2 separate regions of the Homo sapiens genome follow, and region 1 is linked to region 2. Evidence: read pairs that join two places in POLR2A ChIA-PET (ENCODE). Cell type or tissue: OCI-LY7. All regions are shown on one strand. Region 1 overlaps PHLPP2 (PH domain and leucine rich repeat protein phosphatase 2). Region 2 overlaps AP1G1 (adaptor related protein complex 1 subunit gamma 1).

The links. Peaks named below come from ENCODE experiments on the same cell type or tissue, not always from the same donor. Only the 100,000 strongest peaks of a DNase experiment are listed, where the experiment ranks them.
Region 1: POLR2A ChIA-PET joins it to region 2 with 5 read pairs; 4 of 35 experiments call an interaction of 5 or more read pairs at or near these places.

What each region holds. Positions count from the first base shown.
Region 1 is chr16:71,655,489-71,657,988 of GRCh38, forward strand. PHLPP2 (PH domain and leucine rich repeat protein phosphatase 2) reads right to left here. Exons shown (of 19, transcript NM_015020.3): 16 at 1,083-1,193. Among named protein-coding and RNA genes, the nearest start is that of MARVELD3, 31 kb to the left of the region's middle. In OCI-LY7, no CTCF peak of the experiment used is centred here; no DNase peak of the experiment used is centred here.
Region 2 is chr16:71,727,102-71,729,601 of GRCh38, forward strand. AP1G1 (adaptor related protein complex 1 subunit gamma 1) reads right to left here. Exons shown (of 23, transcript NM_001128.6): 23 at 1,899-2,500. Among named protein-coding and RNA genes, the nearest start is that of PHLPP2, 3.7 kb to the left of the region's middle. RefSeq lists a silencer at 956-1,025. In OCI-LY7, no CTCF peak of the experiment used is centred here; a DNase peak (open chromatin) is centred at 1,030; H3K27ac peaks cover 1,834 bases.

The DNA of each region.
Region 1 (2,500 bases), 72 kb before region 2:
CTCCAGGGAGCATTCTTTTTTTTTTTTTTTTTGAGAGGGAGTCTTGCACTGTCACCCAGGCTGGAGTGCAGTGGCATGATCTTGCCTCACTGCAAGCTCCACCTCCCAGGTTCACGCCATTCTCCTGCCTCAGCCTCCCGAGAAGCTGGGACTACAGGTGCCTGCCACCACGCTGGGCTAATTTTTTTGTATTTTTAGTAGAGATGTTAGCCAGGATGGTCTTGATCTCCTGACCTCATGATCCGCCCACCTTGGCCTCCCAAAGTCCTGGGATTACAGGTGTGAGCCACCGCGCCTGGCCAGGAGCATTCTTTTAAAAAGTAAGTATTAATTAAAGGTGGCAAAGACTACTAGCAAATCGTAATCTACACGTAAGAAAAGTCCCTAGACATGATAATTAAGCAACATCTGAAAGAGCTAATGTCCTAAGGAAAGGGGAAACAGTCGCATTCATGGGCAGTACATATTAGCTTTGCAATGCTGCCAAAGGCTGGTAAGATAAAGCACTTTCTCTTAGTAGTGACTAAGGATTAGCTTTGTCAAGGCCTATCAGTCAAAGACCACCAGAGCACACCTATGGTTGAAAAAGTTGAGTTTATTACCCCTTATAGCAAATGAGAGTGCACCCCATGGAACCCCGGGGTATACAGGTAAGTCTTGCTGAAAAGAACCCAGTATAGGGTTTGGACTTTGGTTTGGTCACTTTGGGGAGGGTCTAAGGAAGAGGATCATACTAGACTGGGTGTCATCAGAAAGTGAGGCCATTCTATTGCTGGGTATAAAACTTATCTATAGGGAAGGAAAATTAGCAGAAGGATAAAGCTGTAACTGGTAAAGAAAGTAGCATCTACCCATCTTAGCCATGAAAGGGGGTGTTTGGTATTCTGTTGACTACACATTAGTATTGTTTTTGTCTTAAAACGTTATCATGATCCCAAAGGGATCTTATCTGACGCTGATGTTCTATGATTTGTCTGTGTACAACAGAACAACATGGCCTAGCTATTATGAGCATCAGGCCAGTTCTCAGATGCCAGGGGCTGCCTTTTTTCTTTCTCAGTCTCCATGGCCAATATACTCACTTATTTCTCTGCCCTGCCATCTCAGCCAGTCCATGGCTCCAGAAGGTTGACGTAACTGTAGAATCTGTGGTTGGCAAAGGTTTCTGATCAATTTTCAGGGTTGTGATATGGCTGTGGGAGGTGAAGGAAGATTAAACCATATATTCTTCTGTATTTTACAAAAACTATCCCAACAATAGTATTCTTTTTTTTTTTTTGAGATGGAGTCTCCCTCTTGTCACCCAGGCTGGAGTGCAGTGGTGTGACCTCAGCTCACTGCAACTGCTGCCTCCCGGTTCAAGCAATTCTCCTGCCTCAGCCTCCTAAGCAGCTGAGATTACAGGTGTATGCCACCATGCCCGGCTAATTTTTGTATTTCTTTATTTTATTCTATTTTATTTATTTATTTTTTTGAGACGATCTCCCTCTGTTGCCCAGGCTGGAGTGCAGTGGCGCAATCTCGGCTCACTGCAACCTTCGCTTCCTGAGTTCAAACGATTCTCCTGCCTCAACCTCCCAAGTAGCTGGGATTACAGGCACCTGCCGTAACAACCAGCTAATTTCTGTATTTTTAGTAGAGACGGGGTTTCACCATGTTGGCCAGGCTGGTCTCGAACTCCTGACCTCAAGTGATCCGCCCGCCTCGGCCTCCCAAAGTGCTGGGATTACAGGTGTGAGCCACCGCTCCCGGCTAATTTTTGTATTTTTAATAGGGATGGAGTTTTGTCATGTTGACCAGGCTGGTCTCAAACTCCTGACCTCAGGTGATCCACCCACCTTGGCCCCTCAAAGTGCTGGAATTACAGGCGTGAGCCACCACGCCCGGCCAACAATAATATTATCTTTTTTTTTTTCTCTTTTTTGAGAAGGAGTCTCGCTGTGTCGCCCAGGCTGGAGTGCAGTGGCGTGATCTCTGCTCATTACAAGCTCCGCCTCCCGGGTTCACGCCATTCTCCTGCCTCAGCCTCCTGAGTAGCTGGGACTACAGGCGCCCGCCACCTCGCCCGGCTAATTTTTTGTATTTTTAGTAGAGACGGGGTTTCACCATGCTAGCCAGGATGGTCTCGATCTCCTGACCTCGTGATCCACCCACCTTGGCCTCCCAAAGTGCTGGGATTACAGGCGTGAGCCACCGCACACGGCCAATAATATTATCTTTTAATAAAATAATCTATGGACTGACTAAGATTCATTTCCAGAGAGACTGATGAAAGTAGTATGCTGAACTACTGGCAAAGAAGGAGGGGAGAGAAAGGAAAGGGGTAGGAGGATCAAAGGGGTAGGAGTTTCAATAAAAAACTAAGCACAACAAAGATTTCTATGTTTTAGCCAACCATCTATTTATGTTAAGTATTTTGATACAATGAAGTCTTGGTACAATGGATGAACTTGTATTGTCTCTTAGATATTATATAATCTGTGCCACCTAAAACATCTAT
Region 2 (2,500 bases):
TGCTTCCCCTCTCTGGTATGTACACACGCACACACCTTCTTTATGCCAGGAGCTTTTCCAGATCTTCACTACAAAATGGGAAGTCTGGAGAAGGGAAGCTCATGCCTATCAGATGTTGGGAGAGGAAGCAGATGAGACTTATATTTACTTATTTATATCTAGTACGCACTCCAGTGATCCACAAAGTCATCTTTGGGCCTAAATCCCTTGTTATTCTACCAATAGGTTAAGCAGATTTGGATATTCCTAATTTTGGTTCCAAATAAACAGGCAGTGTTTACCTAGCTTCAAAGTTTGGAGAATTTTTCTGTGAACATTTTGATATTTTTCAAATATGGGGACAATTGAATTGACAATTGAAGACATAGGATAGAAAACCCTTAAAAGTGATAAAAATTAATTTGGTGCTTCTGAATTGAAATTCAGATCTGAATACTATTTGTTGTATTGTTAAATGTCTATTACTGGCTAAACTTTTCTATTTTCCTCTAATTACATGAAGGTGCCAACTAAATTTAATATTAGAAACAACTATGAATTTTAACTAACTCATACATAAGATTATAGAAATGTTGCTTATCAAACAGTACCAAAGGGCACTTCTGCATAAACTAGATAACTGCCAGGGCCTACACCCTTCCCCTTTTCAATCGGGACTATCACACTCTCCCCTTTCTCAATCAAGGGACTGTCAGGGATCATCAGAATAACAGAAAACCTAAAGCTACCAACCTCCAAAACACAGAGTTGACAGCCAGGCACAGTGACTCACGCCTGTAATCCCAGAACTTTGGGAGGCAGAGGCTAGTGGATCACTTGAGCCCAGGAGTTTGAGACTAGCTTGGGCAACATAGTGAGACCCTGTCTCTACCAAAGGAAAAAAAAAAATACAAAAATTAGCCAGGCATGGTGGTGCATGCCAGTAGTCCCAGCTACTAGAACGGCTGAGGTGGGAGGACTGCCTGAACCAGGGCAGTCAAAGCTGAAGTGATCAGTGACCGCACCACTGCACTCCAGCTGGGTGACACAGCGAGACTCTGTCTTAAAAAAAGACAAGCCAGGTGCGGTGGCTTACGCCTGTAATCCCCGCACTTTGGGAAGTTGAGGCAAGAGGATTGCTTGAGGCCAAGAGTTCAAGACCAGCCTAGGCAACATAGCAAGACCACATCCCTACAAAAGTTAATATATACAAAATACACAGTTCATATAAAATAGACCATGAAATATAACTCATTTTGACTGGTCAAGCCTTCCTCTGCCCAGTCACAGATACACTTGAAAAATTCACAAAAAGCAGCTTATAAAGAAAACCCATAACCACCCTTAATATACATTTCATCTTGGTTTCTCTGCCTTGAGAATTGACCTATGGAGATTAAGCATGAAATTAATCATATTATAGTTAAAATGTCCAATTGCACTTAGGACTTTTTTACTGTCTATAACACAAGTTTGTTGTTGTTGTTGTTTTTGAGATGAAGTTTCACTCTTGTCACCCCAGGCTGGAGTGCAATGGCGTGATCTCGGCTCACTGTAACCTCCGCTTCCTGTGGTCAAGCAATTCTCCTGCCTCAGCCTCCCGAGTAGCTGGGATTACAGGCATGCGCCACCACACGTGGCTGATTTTGTATTTTTAGTAGAGACAGGGATTCTCCATGTTGGTCAGGCTGGTCTCTAACTCCCAACCTCAGGTGATCCGCCCACCTCGGCCTCCCAAAGTGCTGGGATTACAGGCGTGAGCCACCGCGCCTGGCTACAAGTTTTTAAGTGATTCAAATTCCTCTCTTGGTGAGACTTATGTGTGAAAGGAATACTAACAGGTCAGTAAGTTAGCTCAACCTCTGGAATAAGAATTCATCTAAGTCTTCTAATCCAATTGTAAGAAGCAAGGAAGCAAATTTTAAATCATTGGGTATTGACTTTTTATTATTAGTCACTGTTCATAATTTGTTTCAACCAAAAGACAGTACACACAGCAGAATTCTAATGCATCCCATGTAAATGTTTACATCCATTTTATTCCTCACTCGCCTCTAAGACTTATCATTTAACTTTAAATTTTTTTTTTTACATCTCAAAAATATGTCTGCAATAATTAGAGCTTCATTAGCTGTCCCACTTGGAAACAGCTTTTTAATATTTTTACAGTAAAGAAGATGTGATGGGGCATAATGAAAATGTAACTTACAACACTAAGAAAGAAAAGGGCCTTTATAGGAACACAGTGGGAGTTCATAAAGGAAAGAGTTCAGAAGCTCTTTCCCATGGGGCCCCCAAATGGAAAACAAAAACAAAACACACAAAGCGCAACCGCAGGTTCTTTGAGGGAAGAAAAAAAAAAAAAAAAAAACCAACTCCAAGGCTCCATCTTGAAGCCAGAATCAGCCTCTTGGAAGTCTGTAAAGCAACTGTGCAAGCTGCTTCGGCATTTCCTTCTGTTAAAGTGTTCCAGGTCCTGGAACCCTGTCGATGGGACCCACTCACTGATATTGCTTGAAAA